Linked DNA regions of Homo sapiens: regions 1, 2, 4 and 5 are each linked to region 3. The links are chromatin contacts, found by Hi-C or POLR2A ChIA-PET in ENCODE. All regions are on one chromosome and are shown on one strand. Each heading gives the region's core, a stretch centred on a gene start or an enhancer-like site at or near the end of the contact. The rest is flanking DNA. Distances are from core to core; before and after follow the strand shown.

Region 1 (2,700 bases), core at 81-2,580, 3.3 Mb before region 3:
AATTCCAGAGCACTCTAGGTAACATAGCAAGACCTCGTCTCTGCAAAAATAAATAAATAAATAAATAAACAAAAATTAGCCTGGCGTGATGGTGCACGCCTGTAATCCCAGCTACTGGGGAGGCTGAGGCAGGAAGTCCAACTGTGTTTGCGCCACTGCACTCCAGCCTAGGAGACAGAGCAAGACCCTGTCTCCAAAGAATTGTAAAATAAATAAAAAACGGACCAGGCGCAGTGACTCACGTCTGAAATCCCAGCACTTTGGGAGGCCAAGGCGGGAGGATCACTTGAGGTCAGGAGTTCGAGACCAGCCTGGCCCACATGGGGGAAACCCAGTCTCTACTAAAAATACAACATCAGCCAGGCGTGGTGGCACGTGCCTGTAAGTCCCAGCTCCTCGGGAGCCTGAGGCAGGAGAATCGCTTGAACCTGGGAGGCAGAGGTTGCAGTGAGCCAAGATCGCGCCATCGTACTCCAGCCTGGGCAACAGAGCAAAACTCTGTCTCAAAATTAAAACAAATTAAAATAATAAAATAAAATAAAATAGGAAGCCTTTCTACCTTTATAAATTGTGTGATTTTTAGGTTAACAACTGTCAATGACGGAATGTTCAGTACGTGGGACTTTCTTGTCTGTATGTGTGTGGTGGGGGGGGTCGGGGCGGGGAACAGACTCAATATGAAACCGTTTTGGGGTCTGACGCTCGCCCACCAGCCTCCATCGCGCAGCCACACGCCCACTATGCGACCAGAGCCACCTGCGCAGTTGTTAGCAGAAGGAAGAGTAACTTACTACTCTCGTCCCTGCGGATCTACGGGTGCCTCGAACGTGGGGCGCGTTCCTGGGGCTGGAGGCGGCGCCCAGGGGCAGCGCAGGGCCCGGCCCGGGGGTTCCCGGGGGTTCGAGCCCGCTGGGCCGGGGGGCGGCGAGCGGGGCTGTGGGCCAGGCCCCGGGCTGCTCCCCGTCCCCCGGGGTCGGCTGGTCCCGCCCGGGCGCCTTGATCCGGCGCAGGCAGTCCTGCAGCATCCGCTGCGTGCTGGCCTCGCTGAGCCAGTACAGGAACAGCTCGTCCACCTTCATCTTCAGGACCGGCTGCAGCACTTTGCCGGGCGGCATGGCGGGGGCTGGGCCCGCGGCGCCCCCGGACGCCCGCGCCCCGCCCCGCCCCGGGGGCTTCGGTCCGCCCCGGACCGACCTCGGTGATGCGAGCACGGCCCGCTGAGGGGGCGCGGCGCAGGGAACAGGGCCCGCGCCTCGGGAACTGCGCGGACTCGCGGGGCGCGGGGACCGAGGAGGGGGCGCGGTCCGGCCCGCGCTGCTCAGGGCAGCTTCAAAACGGGCGCGCCGGCCGCGCTCCCAAACAAGGGCGCCCGCGTTCACGTCACTGCGTCGCGTCATCGCGACGATGTCATCACGAGGCGACGCCGCCGCTAGCCACGCGCGCCCCGCGGCCCTCGGAGCTTTTGCAGGAGGCTTTGGTGGGGCCGAGCGGCTGCGGTGAGGACGAGGGAGGGGCTGTGGCGGCCGTACCGCCCGAGCTCTTTCTGCGTTTAGGATTTTTAGAGGCGCGGCCCATGGCGGCGTGGCAGTCCTAGAGCTGCGGAAATGCGAGCATGCGCAATGCGTGCCTGCCAGAGCGAGGAGAGGGTGGAACCTCCGCATGGAGCATGCGCCGTGCATAGCGGTGGAGGAGCGGAGTTCGGGAGGCCGGTCGGGTGAGCGTGCGCAATGGCTGCCCGCGGGGCGCAAGCCAGAGGCTGGGAGGTGTGTGAGCGGGTGGGGCTGGAGGACGGGAGTGCGCCTGCGCAGTGGGAGGCACCGGGAACGAGCGAGCATGCGGGGTGCGCGCCCGCCGAGCTCGGGAGCGAGCGTGCGTCCTACGGGAGCGCGCGAGGAAAAGATCAAACTTTTCAATAACAGCGGGCTACCTGGGACCCAAAGGGCCCCGTTTACTTTAGCTTTGCTTATCAAACAGTAGAGACAGGTTGGAGGAGTTGGACCCCTTTAAACGTTGGTGTTCAGGGATGAGCGTGAAGTGCGTTGAAAATTGCAAAAATCATCCACGTCCAGGGAGGTGACATTAGTTAAATAACTTTACCCAATGGTCGTTTTTGTTTCTGCTTTTAACAGTATCCATAAAAACACTGCATTATCATCTGTCTGGCACACATGCACCTGTTTCCTTTACATCTTGCCCCGCTTTTTATTCATTTTTTATCAAAATAGGGTTTCACCTGGTGTTGCACCCTGTTAGAGAGTAATTTCAAGGTCTTTTATGAGCCAGGTTCTCCTACTTCTGAGCTGCATAAATCGAGCCAGACTCAATAAGTAACCCTTGGCCGGGCGCGGTGGCTCAAGTCTGTAATCCCGGCACTTTGGGAGGCTGAAGCGGGCAGATCACGAAGTCAGGAGTTCGAGACCAGCCTGGCCAGCATAGTGAAACCGCCCCCACCATCTCTACTAAAAATAGAAAAATTAGCCGGGCATAGTAGCGTGTGCCTGTAGTCCCAGCTACTCGGGAGGCTGTGGCGGGAGAATTGCTTGAACCCAGGAGGTGGAGGTTGCAGTGAGCTGAGATCACACCATTGCACTCCAGCCTGGGCGACAGAGCCAGACTTTGTCTCAAAAAAAAAAAAAATAACTCTTTTTTTAGTTTTATTTTTTTTTTGAGTTGGAGTCTCGCTCTGTCGCCCAGGCTGGA
Region 2 (2,829 bases), core at 90-2,589, 3.4 Mb after region 3:
TTTACCTCTCTGAGCTGCAGGGTTTTTTTTTTTTTTTTTTTTTTAATTAGTGACATGCAAATACTTCCTCCTAACTTGCAGGGTTTTGAAATGAAGGAATGATATACGTAACCAAGCAGGTCAGCTGTCTACAAAGAGTATGCAGACATGTTTATAGATATATGAAGCCTCCTGGTGATTATGTGTCATAGTGTTAACTGTGTCAAGGCTTTCGGTAGAGCTCAGCATAGTTCTGTCTTGAGTTAAAAACAGGGTTTTATTCTTTGAATTCTACTTGAATTCCTCTTGGCTGGTGAAGTTCACATGTGCTAAGACTGACTACCTTAGTACACTGCCAAGGGTTTCTTAATGCCTCGGATTGATAGAGCAGCTGTTCTCAAACGTTCACGCGCTTAAAATGCAGATTCTGATTGGGCAGGGGTAGGGTGGGGCCCCAGCTTCTACATTTACAAGTAGCCCACAGGTGATGTCCCCGGTGCTGGTCACCCTAGGCAGCCAGGCCACTTGACGGACCTTCTGTGCCTCTACACTGTTGACGGCGCGGGATAATTCCTTATGGTTGCATAGGGCACTCCTGTGCACTGCGGGAAGTTTAACAGTATCACTGGTCTGGACTCCACTAGATGCCAGTGACCCCATCACTCCTCGCCAGCTGTGACAGCCAAAATGTCTCCTGACATCGCCATTGCCAGATGCCCTCAGGGCTGCAAAACCGCCAGGTAGAGAACCGCTACCATGCAGGATGCTACCATCAAAGTGCGCCCACAGCAGCAACCTTGGAGCAGGCAGGCAAGTATCCTCCAGGCTACTTTGCAGACGGGGAAGCTGAGGCTGGGCACCGCTCAAGGTCGCACGCATGCGTAACCGAAAAGAGAGCGCGGAGGTCCCGCCGCGCCTCGCTCTGAGGAGAGGACGCGGAGCCGCGCGCCCGCCCGGTGGACCCCAGGGACTGCTCCCACGTGCTCCGGCCCCACGCGCGGGCCGCCGACCGGAAGCGGGTGCTGGGGCCGCGTAGACGCCGCGGCCACGCGCGCCCGCCAGCCCGGACATGGGCCCGCGGGCGCTCCTGGCCGCCGCCCGACTTCGGGGCCAGCCGGGGGCAGAGCGCGCGGGAGCCCGAGCGTCCCTGCATGAACACCGCCCCGCCGCGGCCCCCAGGCCGTGACGTACCCCGCGCCGACCGTCCCCACGCCCACACAAGACCGCCCTTACTGGAGGCGGCGGCTGCACACTACCCACCCAGAAGAAGTCCGTCCATGTCAAAGATGAGGTGGGTGACGGGCTGCGGGGGCGCCGCCATGGTGGCGCCTTCTGGGTCTGGGTGGGGGCGAGGAGGAAGTGCGCGCGCACCCGCCCGCCCCGCGCACGCGCACTGAGGACCTTCTCGCGCGCCCGGGGTCGCTCTGCGCACGCGCCTTCCGCGGCCCCTCGCCCGGCTCCGAGCCCGCGCGTCCTGGGCTGCCTAGTGGCGCTCCGCGCACGCGCACCTTGGGCTTTCGCCGCAGCTGTAGCTGCAGACCCGGGATGCGGCGCGGGCCGGCGCTGTATGTTTACCCGCATCAATTCCTCCTCACTTCACACCCGGAATCGGGCCAAGCTACTCAGCCAGCGGCCGCGCAGAGCCGAGGCCCTCGTCTGGGGACAAATTCAGTGCTTGAGTTTGGATCAGGGGTGTGAATGAGGAAGGAGGGACAGTACAAGGGGCTGTAGAGTGGGGAAAGGGGATTGAAGATGCTCAGGGTGGTATCACTTCTAGCCATCAGGTTGCAGACAAATGGCCTTGGTCAGGAGGTCCCTGGGTGGGTTCGCCCGAGCCCCCAGTCCCTGGACCGTGGGTGGGTTTTTCTCAGTTTCGCTTGCCCGCCTCCTTGCGGTCCTGGACCGCGACTTGAACCGGCAGCCGCGCATGCGCAGTGTGCGGAGAGGCTGCACAACCTCCGTGCCTGCATCTCTGAGCATCCCAGGCTGGTGCATTGTCCCAGAGCAAAGCCAAGCTGCTCAAGGAGGATGCTGAAATAATACTAACAGTCAACATGTCTTGCTGGTTGTGCCTTCTTAGGTATCATCTGTCTTTTGGGCTGCTCTGAGTTTTCTTTCTTTTTTAACTTTTCAAATGCCACCTAAACAGCTTTCTTTTTTTTTTTTCCCGTTTGCCATCGTCAAAAAAATACTTTTTTGTCCCTGTTTCTATTTCGTGTTCGTTTATGTGGTATATTCACGTTTAAGGAAAAGGATTGGACCTTTTGAGAAGCGGAAATAGGAGAATTTCAAGACTTTAAAAACGTGAGGGTGTGCTGGGCGCAGTGGCCCACACCTGTAATCCCAGTACTTAGGGAGGCAGAAGTGGGAGTTGGGGGAATAGTTTGAGCCCAGAAGTTTAAGAACTGCCTGGGCAATATAGCGAGACCCTGTTCTCCACAAAAGGGGAAAAAGACAAAAAAAAAAAGGTGTAAACATGAGAGTGTATTTCTAGTTTAGTGCAGACATAGTGGACAGGGGCATGCCTGGATTCAGCAAGAATTATTATCTATGATAGACAAAGTGCACCTGTGTCTGTTTCCTCCTGGGTAAAATGGAGGTGATAAAGGAGGTGAGGCAGGCCAAGCCCTTAGTACCAGTGCATAATATATAGTCAATAAAATTATGTGTTCTTAGAGGTGGTACTATAAGAGAGCTTCCCCCATTTAATGCAATCGTGATTTCCCTTTGAGGACACGGGATTTCAGAGAAGGCAATTTATGAGCAAATTAGGTAGGGACTTGCGCCTCAAATACAGTCGTTCGTGGTTTCTGTATTAGTTTACTACAGCTGCCATAGTAATATACCACA
Region 3 (2,761 bases), core at 35-2,534:
GCGCGTGTCCGGATGCAAGAGCACCGAGAACTCGAAACCTCTCTGTCAAGCTGCCCATTCGGGGTTAAGTTCAAAGACAGAGGACAAAGGAAACGGATAAAGCGTCCGATACAAGAATTACCCATTTCAGAGGCACAAGACGAAGAGCACAGGCGGTGTCAGGACATGTTAGGATCCGTCCCCAGCGCTGCCGTCCTCGTCCCCACAGCGCCCCGGGACACCTGTCCCCCACAGCCCAGCTGCTCCTGCAGCCCCTGGAGAAATCTGTACATTCCCTGCCTCTGGGCACACAGGGAGGCTGGCCTAGGGGAGGCCTGCAGGGGTCTTCGCACCCCGCGCCAGTGTCCCTGGGGCCGCTGCCAGGGAGGGAGCACGAGGTCCCCCAGGCGAGGTGACCCGCAGGAGGTTTTGTGACGTCGGACGGCCCAGGCCCCAGAGTGCTGTGTGTGCTGGGGGTGGAGGGTGGTCTCCGAGAGGAGCCGTCGGCATTTCAGGTTAGGCACCCGGCCGGTCGGGGGTACTTGCCTGGGCTGGGGGGCTGGGGAGTGCGCTCCACCCGGGAAGACCCGGGGCGCAGGTGCAGCCCCGCACGGGGACTCCGAGCCGAAGTAGCGGGTCAGGGCCCTCCCCAGGAGGTCGGCACCCAGGGCCCTTTGTCCTACTACAACGTCCCGGCCACGCCGCGCGCCCCTGTGGGCCGAGTCCCCGCCCGCACTCACTCACCCACGGTGGCCAGCGTGTCAAAGTCCTGCAGGCTGTACACAGGCGGCTCCGGCGACAGCGCCTCAGGGCTGGGGCAGAGCGCGGGCGCCCCGTCGGGGGTCTCCTCCGCCACCTTGCGGGAGTCGCTCTCCGCCGCGGCCGCCTGGGCCAGCCCGGGCGCCTCCATGGGGACGCACTCAGGTCCGGGGCACCGGGCCAGGCCGGAGCGCTCGGGGAGCCGGGCTTCCCGGGACGCAGCCTCGGAGGGCGGCGCGGCGGCGGCATCAACAGAGGCTCCCCATGCGCGCTCTCGCCTCCTGGTGCGCGGTCCGGCGCGGCTGACGGAGCGACGGGGACAATGGCTGGGCGGCGCTCACGGCACAAGCAGCAACGGCCCCGAGTGGGAGCAGCCGCCGGCCTCGGGGGGCGGGCACCGAGTGCGGGACGACTGCGGGGAAGGCGGGGGCCGCGGCCCGGGCTGGGGGGGGCGAGGCGGGGGCCCTGCGCATTCCGGGTCTCGCGCCCGCCGCCTCCTCCAGCTCGGTAGCCGCGTGCGCGCTGTTGGGGCGGGCGGAAGCCGCCTGGGCGTGACCGCGCCTCTCCCCGCCCTAACCCGGCCGCGGGGCTGGGGGCGTCGCCTTCGCGCGCGCTCCGCCCCCGCCCCGACCCAGCCCAGGAGCCGGAGACCCGGGCGTGCGGCGCTGGGGAGGTGCCCACGCCCCCTCCGCGCCCGGGGCACCCCTGGGGTGGGACCCAGGCTGACTTCTCCTCGGGGACGCACTGGCGGGCCACCCGCGTCGCTGCACCCAAGCCCGGAAGATGGGGAGGCGAGGGGGCCCGGGGACAGGGAGGGCGTAGCTCAGCAGAAGTGAAGTTCAAAACTAAAAAGTGAAACTGGCGTTTGGTGAAGAGAGGGGCTCGGATTAGCCCGGCTAATTTTTGTATTTTCTCAGTAGAGACAGGGTTTCACCATGTTGGCCAGGCTGGTCTGGAACTCCTGAGCACAAGTGAACCGCCTGCCTCGTTCTCCCAAAGTGCTGGGACTACAGGTATAAGCCACCACGCCCAGCCTCTGATTGGCTTTAAGTCATAGAAAATAGGATTGCTCAGCTGGCAATCTGCATACAGATCCCCTCTGCCCTCCCCCCAAAAAGTTCAGTACTCCTGCGGGTGCTTGTTTGGGACCTGAGAGAATTTGGAATGAGGGCGGATCCCCAAGAGGGGCTGCCGGGTCTTCGGGATGAGTTCAGCGTCCTGGTTTTGCTGTAGGACTCTGGTGATTCTAGATTTCTACTTGGAAGGGGCGGGGAAGGGCGGGCTCGACCCTGTGCGTTTCTTTGCAGCTTCCTGTGGATCTAGAATTCTTTACAAATAAACATTCCTTTAAAAAACTAGGGAAAGACAGATTTGAGAGATCGCCCGACCAAATGTAGTGCGTGAAACTTGATTGGTCACTGTTTCAAACACCCCGGCGACAACCCTATAAAGAATTGTGCAGAGGCATTTCAATTTCAGAAACCCCAAAGATTTTTTTTTCCTGGCTTAAGTGTGGCTCAGGCAATAGTTGGACATACTTATATTTAAAACCCATATCCGTGTGGATTTGAAATGCAAATATAGCTAGATATTTGGTCACCCCTTTCCCCAGGGAAATGCAGACAGTGCTTAACTTGCGGGCCTGGCACGGCCTGGACGCTGCGCCCCTGACCCGCGACCAGGGCGGCCCAGGCTGCCGGTTCGCCGACCACAGTTTGAGCAGCAAGGGGTCAAACTGCAAACGCCTTTGTTTTGAGGGATCTCAGCGATTCTGCGATTGGAGGGGGTCTCCAGTCCCTCAGTCCGCAGGTCAGGGGGGCTTTCCGAGAGCCAAAGCGGCCTCTAAGTCAGAACGGACACATTTTTAGGGGGACCAGGCCGAGCCATCCTTCCACAGCTAACGGGGAGGGGGAGTCAGGAAGTCTGAACCTGGCTCAGGCTTTGGATTTCTGGCCCCTGGCTGCCAGCCTCGCCCAGCCTCCACCTGCATTTTGTGGGTGGCATTTCCCCCCGGGGGTGACAC
Region 4 (2,700 bases), core at 21-2,520, 4.2 Mb after region 3:
AAAAAACAAAAATGCTGTAAGTTGGAATAGTTTATCCCACATACTGTGTAGTCTTATGTTGATCATCGTTCCAAGGCTTTCTTCTAACATCATTCTCTGTTTTAAGCACAGTGGTTTCAATTAATTCTAATTAAACACAAGAATCTTTCAAGGAAACCCTTTCTTTCCCTCCTCACCTTGACCCAAGTCTTATACATTAAAACAAAACAAAACAAAAACATTCCACATTTATTCGGTACATAGATTATGAATCTACGATTTAATTACTTGGCAGGAAACAGACGTATAAATTCCAGTTGACAAGGGCATTTGGTCTTTTCTCTTGACCCTTTGAAACGTTTTGCGGGTGGGGGCGGCACTACCATTATGAAACAGAAAATTATTAGAGACCGTATCAAATTCCAAATGAACAATACATTTGTTCTTGGTAAGTGTATCAGAAGATTTCAAATACAGTTCCCTACTCCCCTTCCCAATTTCTATTGTGAGCACCCATGCTTTTATGAACGCCAATACAATTACTCAGTAACGCAATAAGCAATCACTCAACAATGCAATACATTTCTTTGCCAAGTATCTCAACACAAACTGAGGTCATGCCTGGTGAAGGCAATTTAAGGCTCTATGAAATGTCAGCCACGCCACTTTATACTTGGAACACATCTAAATACAAAATTACATGTTTTCCTATGCCTCAGTGCGCACAATTTGCCCAAGTGAATGAAATTGTGCCTCCACAAGGCTGTCCATTCTGAAGGTCTCAGGGTTTCCTTGGGGGCCCAAGGGCCCCATTCAGGGACCCCAAGATGAGGCACATTACAGGGCCTCGAATTTAGGGACCTAAGACCGCCTGTTCCTGATGCACCCGGCCAGGCCCTGTGAGGGCAGGTGGCTCGGCCGCCGCAGGCTGCGCTGGCGTCCGCGTAGGCTGAGTCCCAGTCATCGATCCGGGGTCAAGCCCCAGTTTTGATTCCACTTCTGCAAATGGGGACGGGAAGGGGGTTGGGTGTGTAGCAACCAGGCGGCCAGGCCCAGCCAGCACAGGCTCAGTGCCCTCCCGCGGCTTGGAGGCCGGCAGGGCCGGGGTGGTCCCCGCATCAGTCCCGCAGGAGCACACCCTTGCTGGGCCCCAGGGCTCCGTACCAATGCAGCCCCGGGACACTTCCGTGTTGAACGAGTCCCTTTAACCAGATGGCGGGGCCGGGCCGTCACTCAACGCCATTCCGCCACCAAGGCCGCGCTACGCTCTCCGCGAGCCGGCCCAGGAAAGTCCTGCGGCAGGGGTTGGTACCGCCTCCCGCGCAGGTATGTGACGTCATCGCGCCGACGAAGGCGCCCGCTAGGCCCCGCCTGCTCTATTTAAACTTCTGGACTCAACCTGGCCGCTAGACCGGAGCGTCCTCCAGCGCAGGCAAGGATTCCTCGTTTAGAGTCATGTTATCTTCGAGTACCTAGAGAGACATTTTAACCCACACCCTAGAGAGGCGTTGTAATCCTTACGTGTCTTTTAACGCTACTTGGCCCTTACCTGCGAGCAACTGACCTTTAATAATCCTCATTTTCTGTGCCCCGGAAGTGCCTTACCCTCTTCGCGTCTGTTTCCCGGAAGTGGTTCTTCTCCCTCTCCACCCTTTCGCCCGCCTGGGCGGTCCAGCTGCCCCTAGGGGCCAACTCCAGCGGCTATTTTGGGGCTGGACATCCCGCAGCTTTTCAAGGCGTGCCTTTGGTTTTTTTAAGAAGTGCTATCTAAAGGAAAAGCTGGACTATGACTCTGGGGAACTTTCATATCCTCAGTTGACCTTAGGCTGTGTGACCTTGAGCAGGTAGCATAACCTCTCTGAGTTTCCCGCGTGCCTTATGTGCAGATTGAGATGCTAAAATGAGAGAGCTAAATTGGAAAGCTTTTTCCACATAGGGGGCCGTGAGCAGGTGGCTGTTTTGTCCTCTGGCACCTTTGGCTCAGACTTAAGCAGCTTCAACGACCGCCAAGATGCCTGCCATGCCCACCAAGATTTAAAGGACTCTGATAATTCTTTCTCTCCCCAAACGGTGTTTTCCTTATCTAATCCTAATAACCAAGCCTGGAGGAATCCCTGACTTCGTGATTGAAGGCTCTCCAGGTCCCCTAGTTTAAGGGCAGAGATTTACTTTCTCTGAGGCTACAAAGGAGCGTCTGCGAGAATGTCTCTACCTTAGACAAAACAGGGAGGAGGGGTGGAGCTCTCCAAATTGCCTCTGGTTTGGGCTTTTTCTTTCTGTTTTGGTGTATCGTCTCTGGCCAACAACACCTGTGAGTCCTTGATGTGACGATTAGGGAAGATGTTTTTAATTCACATAACTATTCTTTAGAGAAAATTGATCCTGAAACACCTTATTGCCTTATCGTAGAATGACTGCATTACTCAGAATTCTTTACCTCTACCGGAATTTAGTGAAGGGAAGGCACAACGTACATTAGGAAAATACAGGACACACTCCAGTCCTTAAACCTTCCACAATCTTCTAGCTCTTTAAGGTCGAGTGTGATCCTCCCCAGAACTGCATCTTCCAGGAAGCTCATGAGAAAGGAAGGATCCCAGGTCCCATCTCTGATCTGAGTCGGCATCTGCGTTTTAACAGAATCCTGAAGCAGTGGTCTAACTCCTTTGGTGGTGTTATTGTTTGCATGTATACCTCCAAAATTCACATATTGAAATACTA
Region 5 (2,719 bases), core at 52-2,551, 3.4 Mb before region 3:
AAAAATCAACCTTTATGAGACTCTGACACGTGCAGCGACTTATTCATTTGCATTTCCTCCTGGGGGGTGGGGGGTGGGACTAGACACAGATTGGTCCGCTGGACGCCCTCCCTTCCCTGACCTCAAACACACCGTGCCTACCTCTAACCCAGAGCAAGAGAAACGTAGGTCCCATCGGCGAGAACCGCCCCGGCCCACCCAACCCCACCCCACCCCACCCCACCCCACCCCACCCCACGGACCCCACGGGCCCCACCCCATCCCACGGACTCCACCCCATAAGCTCCGCCCCCGCACTTTTACCCCATAGGCCCCTCCCCCGAAGCCCCGCCCACGCACCTCCACCAATGATATCCTCCCCTCTTCCCCATAAGCCCCGCCCTTTCACCCATGGGCTCCTCCCCCGAACCCCACCCATGCACCTCCACCTATGAGATCCTCCCTTCAGAGCCCCGCCCCCGCATCACCATCCATAAGCTCTTCCCCTCAGAGCCCCGCCCCTCAGCGCCACGCCCTGGCATCTCCAACCATCAGACCCTCTCCTTAGAGCCTGGCCCCCTGAAGCCCCGCCCCTACGTCGCCACCTGAGCTCTTCCCCTCAAAGCCCCGCCCTGGGTCTCCACCTATGAGATTCTCAGGTCAGAGCCCCGTCCCTGAATCTCTACCTATGAGCCTCCCCAGAGCCCCGCCCTTGCATCGCCAGCTATGATTCTCCCGAGTCCCGCCCCTGAATCTCCACCTATGAAATCCTTCCTGCAGAGCCCCGCCCTTGCGCCTCCACCTATGAGATTCTCCCCACAGAACCCCGCCCCTGAATCTCCACCTATGAGATCGTCCCTTCAGAGCCCCGCCCCTGAATCTCCACCTATGAGCCCCCTCCCCTCAGAGCCCCGCCCCCAGGTCTCCAGCTCCTGTTTCTCCCCCGAAAGCCCTGCCGCGGTCACCTCGAGTCATCTGCGACTTCCCCGGGCCCCACTTGACGTCAGGGTGAACCAGACACACGCGCTGGGTCCCCGCCGGCAGCAGAGGCTCTCCCCGCAGCAGCTCCTCCTCGGCGTTCTCGTCCGCATCTTCCGGCTCCTCCTCGTCGTCTCCCGTGCGGCTTCGGCCGCCGTCCGCCCGCAGGCCCCGCCCTCCGCCCCACGGCCCCTCCAGATTCCCGGGGCTCCTGCGGCCGACAGCGGCTAGCGCGCGCGCGGGGCAGGACGGCGCGGCTGCCCGCGGAGCCGAGCGGCCGCGGCCCACGCGGGAGAGCCGCAGCCCCGGGCGTACGGCGGCCCGCAGGGCCCACATGGCGCGTCTGGAGGCTGAACGTTGGGGCGGGGGCTGCCCACAGGCCGCTCCTCATCACGTGCTCGTGATTGGCGTGCGGCCGGGGCTGGCTCACCAGCGCCTCTCCCCGGCACAGGCCGTGCTCCTCATTGGTCATCCGGCGTCACGTGCTAGTGATTGGCGTGCAGCTGGGGCGTGCTCACCAGCGCCTCTCCGCAGCATAGGGCGTGATCCTCATTGGTCATCCCTTGTCACGTGCTGGTGATTGGCGTGCGGCCGGGGCGGGCTCCCTAGCGCCGCGCCCCGGCAGGGCGTGCTCCTCATTGGTCGCCCCGCATCAGGTGCTGGTGATTGGCACGCGCTGCCGGCGGGGGAGGCGGGACCGGGCCGCTTCTTGTTCGGCGTGGGCGGCTCCTGGCAGACCCATCCCGCGGTGCAGCCGCCGGCCCGGTAGGCGCCAGGACCCCGAGCCTCGGCGGCGGCGGCGGCGGCGGCAGCGCTGCCTTCACTCACCTCGTCCTCGCTCCCGTCCTACCCCGTTCCGCGCTGGGTGGAGTCCAAGTCTGATTGCGAGAGTCCGGAACGCCGCCTCGGGGGCTTGACTCCAGCCCCGGGGATCGAGAACGGCGCCCAGGGGTCCCTACGTCTGCCTTGGGGGCTCGAGTCCCGCCCTGGGCGTCCGTGACGTCGCCCAGGGGTCTCCACGTCTGCCCTGGAACCTGGAGAGCCGCCGTGGGGGCCCCGGAAGCTGCCCCGGAGTCCCCACGTCTGCCCTGGGGGCTCGAGTCCAGCTCTCAGGGTCCCGGACGCCACCCAGGGGGTCCCCATGTCTGCTTTGGGGGCTCGAGTCCAGCCATGGGGGTCCTGGACGCCGCCTCGGCGTCCCCGCGTCTGCCTTGGGGGCCCGAGTCCCGCCCTGGGGGTCCTGGACGCCGCCTCGGCATCCCCGCGTCTGCCTTGGGGGCTCGAGTCCCGCCCTGGGGGTCCCCGATGCCGCCCGGGGGTCCTCACGTCTACCTTGGAGACTGGAGTTCCCCCGTGGGAGTCTCGGACGCCACCCCGGAGTCACCGTGTCTAGCCTTGGGGGCTTGAGTCCAGCCCTGGGGGTCCTGGACGTCGCCGAGGAGCCCCCACGTCTGCCTTTGGGGCTTGAGACCTGCTCTGGGGGTCCCGGTCGCCGCCCAGGTGGGTCCCCACGTCTAGCCTTGGGGGCTTGAGTCCAGCCCTGGGGGGCCCGGATGCCGCCCGGGGGTTCTCCTCGTCTGCCTTGGGGGTTGGGTCCAGCCCCAGGCGTCCTGACCACCGCCCAGGGGCCCCCACGTCTGCCTGGGGGCCTCAAATTCAGTCCTGGGGGTCCCGGACGCCTCCCAGGGGTCTTCATGTCTGCCGTGGGCCTCGAGTCCAGCCGTGAGGGTCCCGAATGCTGCCTTGGAGGGTGGAGTCCAGC

Evidence for each region. Hi-C counts contacts between places; a loop is a spot of excess contacts on that map. ChIA-PET counts read pairs that join two places held with the same protein, here RNA polymerase II (POLR2A). Pooled maps may share reads with other maps.
Region 1: a loop to region 3 is called in a map of CD4-positive, alpha-beta T cell, with 16 times the contacts of the local background. The contact joins the promoter of PPP2R3B here to the promoter of PRKX in region 3. A Hi-C loop is called at or near these places in 1 of 168 maps with a recorded cell type or tissue (CD4-positive, alpha-beta T cell), 5 of 37 single-sample maps with no recorded cell type and 8 of 50 pooled maps.
Region 2: a pooled map shows a loop between it and region 3 (7-fold over the local background). The contact joins the promoter of PUDP here to the promoter of PRKX in region 3. A Hi-C loop is called at or near these places in 1 of 37 single-sample maps with no recorded cell type and 8 of 50 pooled maps. POLR2A ChIA-PET finds 5 or more read pairs at or near these places in 1 of 52 experiments (T-cell).
Region 4: a loop to region 3 is called in a map with no recorded cell type, with 16 times the contacts of the local background. The contact joins the promoter of PNPLA4 here to the promoter of PRKX in region 3. A Hi-C loop is called at or near these places in 3 of 37 single-sample maps with no recorded cell type and 7 of 50 pooled maps. POLR2A ChIA-PET finds 5 or more read pairs at or near these places in 1 of 52 experiments (K562).
Region 5: a loop to region 3 is called in a pooled map, with 19 times the contacts of the local background. The contact joins the promoter of GTPBP6 here to the promoter of PRKX in region 3. A Hi-C loop is called at or near these places in 2 of 37 single-sample maps with no recorded cell type and 7 of 50 pooled maps.

Annotation. Positions count from the first base shown.
Region 1 is chrX:385,577-388,276 of GRCh38, forward strand. PPP2R3B (protein phosphatase 2 regulatory subunit B''beta) reads right to left here and starts at 1,331. Exons shown (of 13, transcript NM_013239.5): 1 at 792-1,331. The coding sequence starts at 1,115.
Region 2 is chrX:7,146,814-7,149,642 of GRCh38, forward strand. PUDP (pseudouridine 5'-phosphatase) reads right to left here and starts at 1,340. Exons shown (of 4, transcript NM_012080.5): 1 at 1,240-1,340. The coding sequence starts at 1,300. STS (steroid sulfatase) reads left to right here and starts at 899. Exons shown (of 11, transcript NM_001320752.2): 1 at 899-1,270. MIR4767 (microRNA 4767) reads left to right here and starts at 1,047; the gene lies at 1,047-1,124. RefSeq lists a silencer at 860-1,579 and an enhancer at 1,770-1,819.
Region 3 is chrX:3,712,365-3,715,125 of GRCh38, forward strand. PRKX (protein kinase cAMP-dependent X-linked catalytic subunit) reads right to left here and starts at 1,285. Exons shown (of 9, transcript NM_005044.5): 1 at 724-1,285. The coding sequence starts at 889. RefSeq lists enhancers at 1-218, 2,550-2,761 and silencers at 389-668, 709-838, 859-1,588.
Region 4 is chrX:7,926,143-7,928,842 of GRCh38, forward strand. It overlaps PNPLA4 (patatin like domain 4, phospholipase and triacylglycerol lipase), which reads right to left and starts at 1,271. Exons shown (of 7, transcript NM_004650.3): 1 at 1,144-1,271. LOC107985675 (a long non-coding RNA gene) reads left to right here and starts at 1,358. Exons shown (of 5, transcript XR_001755784.2): 1 at 1,358-2,700. RefSeq lists enhancers at 1-26, 689-918, 1,149-1,388, 1,409-1,458, 1,799-1,878.
Region 5 is chrX:317,495-320,213 of GRCh38, forward strand. It overlaps GTPBP6 (GTP binding protein 6 (putative)), which reads right to left and starts at 1,302. Exons shown (of 10, transcript NM_012227.4): 1 at 945-1,302. The coding sequence starts at 1,293. It overlaps LINC00685 (long intergenic non-protein coding RNA 685), which reads left to right and starts at 1,651. Exons shown (of 1, transcript NR_027232.1): 1 at 1,651-2,719.